3 separate regions of the Homo sapiens genome follow, and regions 1 and 3 are each linked to region 2. Evidence: chromatin contacts called from ENCODE Hi-C or POLR2A ChIA-PET data. All regions are on one chromosome and are shown on one strand. The core of a region is the stretch at or near the end of the contact, and the rest is flanking DNA. Distances in the headings are between cores, read along the strand shown. Region 1 holds the start of LINC03110 (long intergenic non-protein coding RNA 3110). Region 2 overlaps ALPK2 (alpha kinase 2). Region 3 overlaps NEDD4L (NEDD4 like E3 ubiquitin protein ligase).

What was found. A loop is a pair of places that touch in the nucleus more often than their neighbours do. ChIA-PET counts read pairs that join two places held with the same protein, here RNA polymerase II (POLR2A). Pooled maps may share reads with other maps.
Region 1: a loop to region 2 is called in a pooled map, with 6 times the contacts of the local background. The contact joins the promoter of LINC03110 here to the enhancer-like site in region 2. A Hi-C loop is called at or near these places in 4 of 50 pooled maps. POLR2A ChIA-PET finds 5 or more read pairs at or near these places in 3 of 52 experiments (B cell, IMR-90 and activated CD4-positive, alpha-beta T cell).
Region 3: a loop to region 2 is called in a pooled map, with 2.6 times the contacts of the local background. The contact joins two enhancer-like sites. A Hi-C loop is called at or near these places in 2 of 50 pooled maps. POLR2A ChIA-PET finds 5 or more read pairs at or near these places in 2 of 52 experiments (GM12878 and activated CD4-positive, alpha-beta T cell).

The regions. Positions count from the first base shown.
Region 1 is chr18:58,656,830-58,660,197 of GRCh38, forward strand. LINC03110 (long intergenic non-protein coding RNA 3110) reads left to right here and starts at 1,710. Exons shown (of 4, transcript NR_187442.1): 1 at 1,710-1,802; 2 at 3,034-3,184.
Region 2 is chr18:58,492,430-58,495,963 of GRCh38, forward strand. The region is part of intron 12 of ALPK2 (alpha kinase 2); the gene reads right to left. Among named protein-coding and RNA genes, the nearest start is that of MIR3591, 43 kb to the left of the region's middle. RefSeq lists enhancers at 762-1,263, 1,264-1,763 and a silencer at 1,540-1,589. Within about 2 kb of position 1,587, at least 11 of the 41 ENCODE cell types and tissues checked have a DNase peak (open chromatin) inside an H3K27ac peak, as active enhancers do.
Region 3 is chr18:58,288,027-58,291,077 of GRCh38, forward strand. The region is part of intron 5 of NEDD4L (NEDD4 like E3 ubiquitin protein ligase); the gene reads left to right. Among named protein-coding and RNA genes, the nearest start is that of MIR122HG, 160 kb to the right of the region's middle. Within about 2 kb of position 1,570, at least 5 of the 41 ENCODE cell types and tissues checked have a DNase peak (open chromatin) inside an H3K27ac peak, as active enhancers do.

The DNA of each region.
Region 1 (3,368 bases), core at 460-2,959, 160 kb after region 2:
AATGGGTATAGAGTTTCAGTTGGGGAAGATGAAAAAGTTCTGGAGATGAATGGTGATGTCACAACAATGTGAATGTACTTAATGCCACTAAATTGCACGCTAAAAAATGTTAAAATGGAAAATCTTATGTATTGTATATTTCATCACAATAAAAAAATAGCATAGGATGATTGTTTATCCACTGGGAAAATAAAATAAAATAATCATTATTACCTCTAAAACCAAAATAAAACCCTGATGGATGCTTTGCCAGTTAAAGCATCTTCAGAAAGATGACAAGAAGTTAGACACTGTATCCACAGGAACAATTTGGCTTAGGCAGAAAAGGGAGATTTGTAGGCTCACCCAACTGAACTGCAGGAAAGGTGGGTATGAGCTGGACCTCAGGACTGACCACACCTGGGACTGGAACACCACCCGCCCTTTCTCTGTCTCTTGTTTCTGCTTCTCTCAGTGCACCAGCCACTCTCTCCCACCACAGACTGGCTTCTTCTGCACAGCCTGTGGGACATGGCCACCGAACAGCTCAGACTCATACCTCACAGGTTTGCCACCTGAGCAAACCCAAGATCTTCCATCTGGTTGAAGGTCAGAAGTCTCAGGACTGAATTTGGGGAACATGCCTATCTGTAGCCAATCACTGAGTTAGGGAAGCAGATCAGTCAGAAACTGGGGGATCCCATTAAACCACACTGTGGAAAGCAGTATTCCTGAGAACAGAGTGCTACTCCACTCTAGGCAGACAAAGCAGTAGCCACCAGCTATCTGCACAGTCCTTCCCTTCTCTGGAACAGATCCCAAACAGTGCTGGGAAGACCTCAGCAGCACAGTTGGACCACCTATGTGCTCCTTCCGCCCTCATTACTTGTACATCCTGGATCCCTGGATTTCTTAGCTAATGCTGGGTTGGCAGAAATGAGGGGGAGGGGAGCAGTAGAATCCTGCCCTAAATTGCAGCCAGTCATCTGAGGTCATTTTTTCCTTGTCAATGCTATATCCCCAGAGGGTTGGACCCTTCTCTATTCTGTTATGCTTTATTCAGACAATTTCTAGAACAATGTTGGCCAGTATAGATGATTCCCGTCATTTTATCTCTACTACCTAGGTCCAAAGATTCCCCCCACAACCTTGTGAATCTCTGACTCAGTGTTATTAGTCTTAAAAACCCAGGTGCTGAACCAGACTATGCTGTGCTCCTCTTTGGAGTGAATCTTGGATTATCAAATAATCAAATAATGGCTAAGATCAGCCCTTGTTTCCCCATGTCCCTGCTTAGTGCCAGCTCTGTCTTCATCCCCTCCCAGGCTTGGCCACCCTTCTGCTGAGATGCACCCTAGCATGTTGCCCATAAAGGAATGTGAAAAAAGTATCTACACTTCTGAAGATAGTGTGCTCCACCCTTCAAAGCTTTAGGAAGATAAATTTAGACATAAAACAGGAAGTATTTCTCTGTGTGGCTAAGAGTGATCTAAGAGAAGTTATTTCCTCAAGATATTTTGAAGCTGTAGTGTGGGGAAACAGTTCTCAAACCCCAGTGTGGATCAGGATCACCTGGAGGGCTTACTAAGCTACATATTGTTGGGTCCACCCCAGAGTTTCGATTCAGTCGATCAGGGGATCAGAGGTGGGGCCTAAGAATTTGCATGTTTTTAACTCTTTTTTTTTTTTTTTTTTTTTGAGATGGAGTCTCGCTCTGTCACCCAGGCTGGAGTACAGTGGCAAGATCTCGACTCACTGCAACCTCTGCCTGCCGGGTTCAAGCAATTCTCCTGGCTCAGCCTCCCAAGTAGCTGGGATTACAGGTGCGTGCTGCCATACCCGGCTAATTTTTTATATTTTTGGTAGAGACAGGGTTTCGTCATGTTGGCCAGGCTGGTCTCAAACTCCTGACCTCAAGTGATCAGCCCACCTCAGCCTCCCAAAGTGCTGGGATTACAGGTGTGAGCCACCACACCCAGCCAGAATTTACATTTTTCAAAAGGTCCCTGATGTTGCTGAGGCAGGACCACACTTTAAGAACCACTATAGTAGAGGTTTAGGAAGAGACAGAGAAAAATCTCTCCAGGCTACAAGACTGTCTGATGCTGAAGGTCTTGGCCTAGGTCAGCTAAGGTGCTCTTTAGGGTTGATATTCTGTGATTGTTAAACAGGTGACTAAATATGTATCTGTGTCAAGCTACTCTTATTATCATTAAACAGTTCTTGACTGCTTACTTTATTAAAATATAAGAATTTCCAAGAGCTTCGGACCTCTGATCTATATATAACAGAACTTCATTAAGTATAACTCACTAAGTCACTTAGTGAAAAGCTTGAACTACAGAATAGTCTAACTAATTGCCCTTTCAAATAGGCATTTAACAATAATTTCAACTAGCCTCCTACAAAACTGTTTCACAGCAAAGCTTTCACTGATGTTTTTGCAAAATGAATTTAATTACTAATTATCATATAAGGATTAGCATATAGCTGATATGTAAATGTCTTAGGTATGATTTAAACTGTTGAGTCAACTGAACATGTACCTTCCTCTCCCACTTCCTCCAACAAATAAATCTTACTTGTATTTTAATTTAATACTGTGTCCATTCTTCTGAAATAGCTGTTTATTCTGAACATCTAATTTTAGACATATAACTAATATGGTACAATTTTCAACTGCCGGTTATTTAAATGCTGCCCCCTCCCTGACACAAATAAATCTTATTTACATATTATTTGCTTCATAAGTATTCCACCATCCTGCAGTCACTGTGATCATTGTCCCCAGCTAGTCTTTGATCTGTGATAATTGTCCACAGGTAGTCTTTGATCATATGTTCTCCTGTCTGGAGGAACTAATATGTCCTTCCAACTCTGCCCAGCCTTCAGGTACAATTTAGGCCCCTACTTTTCTCTTAGGCTTTCTTCAGCCACTGTAACTTTTTTAAGTTTCTCCCTTATCCAAAGTCCCTTACTACTTAGAACCTCGGAAGTAAAGGGACCTCAGAGAACATCCAGTCCACGCTGCCCTCTGTTTAAATGTGTCTACAGTGTACCACACCAAGGAACTCCCACACTCTGAATGAACAGCCCAGTGATCAGGAGCTTTGAATCAATTCTTGGCACCTAACAGTTTGTGAAGAGTCTGCTAAACTCCCTCTATCAGAAATCCCAGAGGACTGAGAACAGGTCATCCTTGGAGGTATGTAATACAGTATTTAACCACCTTTCTACCTGAGTGTGCTTACCTGCAAAGGGTAATGTCGATATTAACCGAGAATGATCATGGTTGTCACATTTAAACTAATAATAATAAAGTACACAATTTATTATGCAGAAAGAATCATGCCTTCATAATCAGTCTTCACAAAGATTCCTTTAACTCT
Region 2 (3,534 bases), core at 337-2,836:
GGTGACACTACATTGGCTTAGACCTTCCTGAAGGCAGTGATAACCTTTTTCTTGTCTATTCTGGTCTTCACCCCATGCTGTCCACTCAGGCTCTGTCACCCCAACCCTCTCAGCCATCCCTGTACCTGCCTCGTGCTTCTGTCTCCTACTGGCCACCAGTCTGTCCTGCAGGGGTGATCTCGAATCTACCAGACTTCTCTAGACGTTCTCTCTGTTCAGATTCATCTCTGAAGCTGGATGACAAGCGATGCAGCACCTGTCCCTGAGTCCTCAGGTCCTGGGGAATGGACTGGGCAGAGGGACAACTAGGGAATAGGGTCAGGAGTGGGAGGAACCCATGGATCCCAATTCCAGACATTTCAACAGAACTGTCCTTTGTAAGACTTCTGGGTAGAGGCCAGGATACTGCTGTGCTAGTCCCTCCATGGAGGGGGCATGTCCTGGCTGGCTCTGTTGGGCCTGGGAGACTCCCCCATACACTGAGAGCACTGCTATAGTAGGGTCTGCCTTGCCAAAAACTGCGAAAATCACCACTGTTCCCTTCAGACTTCCCTCCAGCCTCCAAACTTCCTTAATGGCAAAGACTGGCCACATAAATCAGCCAGCGGGCCAGCCAGCCCTACTACAGAATGGGCTGACCGGATGAAGATGGGATGCAGGTGGCCTTCCAGGACAGATGACCCTGTGGCAGGCGGGGACAGGAGCTATCTGGGGCATAAAATTGCCTTTCTCAAGCTGACAGGCCTGTGAGATTGGTCCGCTGATGCCTGGCATTGGGGACTCAGCTGAAATGTTTGGTGTTCTATAGTGACATGGCCCTGCTATGAGACACTTTAAAGGCATCAGGAATTCTGTTCCAATGTCCCTTTGTTTCCTCTCCTGGCAGACTCATGCATTGCTTTAAATAGTCTGCCTGGAGTCACCACTCATGCACATAAGCCTATTCTCGGGGCGTGTTTCTTCGGATTAGATTGTTTCTTCCCACCTCCAAGTTTGTTTTGGCGCTTCCTCTCCAGGTACGGTGGTGGCTCGGCCTTGTGACTGGGCAAAGCATCCCAGGTGGCTGCCGTCCCCTCCATCTGCTTGTGGGCATTGAAGGCAGAGCCTTTCTTTTGGAACTCAGCTTGGCCGAGTGTGGGAGTCTATTTTGATCTTTTCTCCTGTTCATGGCCAGGACCAGAGCTAGGCACGCAGACCCCAATGGAGCCTGCTTTCTCAAGGCAACTGTCCTCCTGCTACATGAATGAATCATCCAGGCTTCTGTCCAGGGTCTCGGGAATTTGGCTTCCATGTCAGGGACGCTTGACACAAGCCACACATCCTTAAGCCTCGTCGTTCCTTCCTCCGAGGGTAGAAAGATGCAAGGCTGGCTGGCAGCCACTGCGAGGGGTGTCCTTTACGGCTGTCCATATTAATCTTATTTTGGTCTAATGCTTACTGCCAGGGAAGAAATCTGCTAATGGTACTTTTCTTTGTTTTATTTCAATCTGGCAACAGGAAATTGGCTTTTTAGGGGAGACTACAAAGGGCAAAGTATTGGTTCTGGTGCCCTCTGGTGGTTGAACTGCAATCTCGTCGCCTCCCCGGGAACTCCCCGACTGGCTGGAGAGAAGCATGAGTTTGCAGTTCGGCTCCACTGCACGCATGGCTTTAGATCGGTCTGGAGTTGGTTAGGTTACGTTTCCAAATCTCCAGTTATAAAATTAGGCCTTTTTTCCTTGTGTAATTTCCAATTAGAAATTTGTTCAACGGGTTAGTATCTTGGGTCTATCTAGAAAATGGATTACTGGATGTCAAAACAATCTTACTTGCCATACTTTGTAACCTGAAATTTTTGTACTCAACATTTGCCAAAAGATTGAGGTGGCTGAGGCACAGGGGATGTGTTTCCAGACATAATTATATCTCTGGCTCCCAAGAGAAATATGACATACTCCTGTTAAAAGGAACATACAATGAAGTAAAGTTGAATTAAAATGAGTAAGTCATGACAATTCTCTATTTTATTTTATGAGATTAGAGTAATTACTCCTGAAATAGGATCATAGCCTTTGACTTCATTGAACAAGACAGCAAAACAGGTTGCATGACTGGGGTGTCAGCAGCCAAATATATGGTCCTGATTGAGACATATGGGAATTTTTTTTTTTAAATGACACACGGAGCACTGCTTCTTATGGTGGTGCTGTTCCCCCAGCTGAACCCTGCCAGGTACCAGCCCCCCCATAGAACTTGCGACTCTCCCTTTGCATCATGAATGAACTAAGCTCACTCACAGTTGCTTGCTAAGAATCAAGAGAACTTGCTCGATCAACCCTTATTCCTCCATCTTCTCTCCTGCTGTCTGCAGTCTGCGATGCTCGCCTTCCTTTCTTCCCCAGCTCATTTGCCTCCCACCTGGACTTTCCTGTCTGCAGAGTGCCCTTGAACTTGAGCCCTTTCCAAGTCTGTCCTCATGAGTTATCTCCCTTTTGCAGCTTTGACATTCACTGGAGAACTTTTTCAATTGTGCCTCGCCTCCCAGCATTGAGGATCTGCCGTTCACTTTGGGGTGCTGACTTCAAGCAGGAAAGACTTCTTGACTCCTGCCAGCAAGCAGGCTGCCCCATGCCCCATGCCCCATGCCCCATGCCTCCTCACCTGTGAAGTGAGGAGGTCGGGCTTGATCACTGGTTTCCACTCCAGAGGGGTTCCCAGGAGCCTCTAAAGAGGTCTCTCAACCACCTCTTATGCTCTGTTTGGAGAAGTTTTACCTTTTCATCAGTTTTTCAAACTGTGATTGTAAGATATATTTCTTTTGGGAAAAAGACTGTGGCTTAAAAAGGTAACGTTTAAAGAAAAGTTTTTAAAAAACAAAAGACAAGAAGATCTAATATCCCTGCCAAAGCTCTCAAACACTTCAGAATCTCCTCCTCTCCCAGCTCCTGCTCCCTGGCCTCTCCTTGGGTGGGAAGGCAATGAGTAAGTAATACTTTATAGACAGCATTCTGCACTGGGCTCCAGCCGTCAGTGCTTCTAATGGGTCTTGGGCAGCTGTCCCGGGCCAGATAAGTCACATTAAAGCTGAGAACAAAACCAAAGGATTGGATTTCTTTTTAAATCAGGAGGGGAAAAAATGTACCACTTGAAGCTCCCAGTCGGTCTGGGTTCCTGGAAGCTGTTGACTTGAATTTAAAAGATGTCTTCAATAATCATGACCATCTTCATTTTTGAAACTTCTTGGGCAGGTTTCTTCTTTGTTTTGGTAGAGAGTTGTTCTAAATAACAGCACGAAATTTGCCTACTCTGGTGTCAGGCTAAGACATGAGGAGCGAAGGGAAACTAATATTTATCTAGCTCACTTCCAGTTTCAGGGGCTAGGTGTAGATTAACTGGGGGAATACTCAGGGCAAGCCGGAGTGTCCCCATGCTGTACATCACTGACTTTAAGAACTTAGTCACATGCCCACAGTCACACAGCTGGTATGACGAGAAGCCAGGATTCAAACTAGGGCTGGCGGATGCTTGCATCTGCAAGGTTCTGCAGAACACATG
Region 3 (3,051 bases), core at 320-2,819, 200 kb before region 2:
GTTACAGTAGAACTTTGCTAATTCATGCCTGACTAATTTGCCCACCCAGTAGTTCCTACTGAAATCTTGCCATTCCTCTACCAACTTTCAGAAAAATTTGATAGCAGGCTGTGGAGAAGGCTCATGTTACTTCTTATGTCAAGGTGTAAACAAAAAAGAGAGCACAAAATACATCCATCAGACCACATGAAGTGAAGAGAGAGAAAACATCTGCTGAAAGCCGGATTCTCTGTTTTTTTCCTGCTTTTTAAATGTAATCTGTCTTTGTTTATGCATGCCCTAGAAACATGCATAAGTAACCCTGAGTAGTCTCTTAGTTTAAGAAAACCTACTATAAAATTTCTTGTTGTAAAATAAAATTCTAAAAGGAATAAGTTGTGGACATATAAGTATCAGACAGTTTATGTAAGACTTTACATAGGATGCAAGGTAGGCTGTAATATGATTTGGTAATTGTTTTATGGGGGAATTTTGTTTTGTATAGCGAAAAAGAACAGTGAGTGATTTAACTGAATTTTATAGTTTAATATTGTTGTTGTTTTAACTAAAATCTTTGGTTTGCTATTGCAAAATGAAAGAGAAAGGAAATTTTGGTTAATGTTAACTTTATTTCCAAAACCATGTGATGGATGCTGACCAAATGTGTCTCAATAGTGCCATTGAGGTCTGTTGCCTTTTTTTTTCTTTGAGGTGCTAAGTGAAATGTGTTTTGAACCTTGAATGTTCACTATGCGACGTTCTTTGCATTACAGGTAGATACTGCAAACTTGCTTCAAAAAAACTAAAAAGTTCAAATAACTAATGGTTCATATTTGTTCCAGTTAGTAAATATCACGACAAGGTATCATCGTCATCCCATGTTCTCAGTATAGATTCAGCTTCATTTCTTACACCACACACCCAGAGGCATAAATGGAAGTACACAGACAAAAGGAAAGGCCTGAGTTTAAATGTAGTTATCATGTTCAGTGTTCGACATTTTATTCTGAGAATTTAAGTGTTTCTACTGCAGTACCACAAAGTCAATCTGCATATTACTTTAACTAGATCACTTGTAAAAATAAATGAATAAATGACCAGTGATGGTTCAGTGACAAGAGTGCCAGATGAGTCATGAATGTTTTCACAAGTAAATTTGATAGTAAACTGCTAAGTTTACTGTATACGCTGTGTACAAATTAGCTCAGATTCAAGATTTTTGCTCTAACAACTGAACGCTCAGTTGCATCTTTAAACTTTTTGTTGCGTGAGAGGGGCTGAGGGGCAGGTGGGAGGAAGTCAGCCTGCAGGTGGGAGGTTTCTGTCTCAGGATTGCTGATACCCCTGCATGCTGCTGGGTTGCAGCCTTGGAGTATATGGCCTATGAGACATGGCATGTCTGATTTGATGGAAAAAGCAGCGGAGAACCAGTGAACCAAGCTATTCCGTGTATTGACTTTTTAATACGTTTACTACAAGAATCTGCCTTTTAAAGTACTTTTAAATAAGGTTATAAACATAAGTGTGTTTTGGACACAGCCTGCAGCAAGCATGCCTCTCGAGGTGTAAGATGAGTCAGCTACACATGCTCAGGGGCCCGTTCCACCAGCCACAGTAGCTGCAGAGGGTGAGAGCAACTGAAGCAAGAGAAGCTCTTAGTAATTAGGGGAAGGAAGCCTCCACTTGACACCGCATCACCACCAAGTATTTATTGAGTGTCTTTGGTGTGCAAGGCAGGAGAATATCTTCTATGGATTCTACATATTTCAGGGTTACCAGAGTTATAAAATCCCTTGAAATCTATATGCACAAATTGTAAATACGTATGCAGCTTTTTATAAGTGTTCAAATTCTGCCTTAATTGTGCTCAAGGATCAGGGTCTCACCCCAGCATTGTATACCATTGATAGTCATGATTTCCTTAGTGAAATTAAGTAAATTGACTTTCAGAGACTTTATTTCATATTCATCATGTCCCCATGTAGCCATGAAAAAATGATATGTTTAATATTCATCTATTTGTATGATTAAAACAAAATATCCGCAACTACTGACGATTCAATGATCAGATATTTTACTGTAAATTAATATCATCATAAACTCCTAGACATTAGACTTCAGACATTCAGAGCCCACTCGATGCTTGGCACAAAGCAGGCACCAAATACATATTTATAGAATGAATGAACAAATGAAGGAAGAAACAAAGAAATGACTAATGCACCAACCATTTATCAGGAAGTTTAACAGGGAAATTCAACAACCAGATTTGTTTTGCTAATCTTATTAAAGTGCAACATGTTTGTTGTAAAAATAGATCCACATTCGTCATTGAACTGGACAGTCTAAAATAGATCCAAACCCATTGTTTGATTATACTTCACAAATGTAAGGTAAAATAGATGATACTATCTGTCATTTGCTTGATGCTATTGGCAAATGTGAAGCAGTTACCAGCATAAAAGCTTGGAGGTTACTCCGAATGTATATAAACAACAGTGGCTAGGCTCACAAGTGGGAGAGAGTCTAAAAATAGGTAGGCGATCCCTTATCTCGTTGCATTGAAAATTGTGTTTATATGAAGTGATATTATTAGAAATGATGTGTGAGAAAAGAATTTCTGCAATGTCTCCTACAAATTAGAGTGAGAAAATGTATCTTTATGCAGCTTTGAACAAAGGATTATTATTGCTGGACTGTGGACCAAAATTTTAGTCAAGTTTTTTTTTTTTAATGAAAAGAAACTGTTCATTTATGCAGACATACAACTTTGTGTCCTATAGAGACTTGTCATCTGCTCTTAAAGTTAGCACCCTATTTTTCCTCTGGATGTCCACTGAGAAACCCACTGGTGTGATGGTCATTGAAAAAGAGAGTTGTGTCAGAATGCCCTAAAATCTTAGTGGCTTAACACATTCCCAAGTTTATTTCTCATTCACACTACCCGTCAACATAGGTTGGCAGGCATTCGGATCCACAGGGTCACACAGAGAACCAGGCCGACCGACCCACATGGTCACACAGAGAGAGAACCAGGCCGACCGACCCACATGGTCACACAGAGAACCAGGC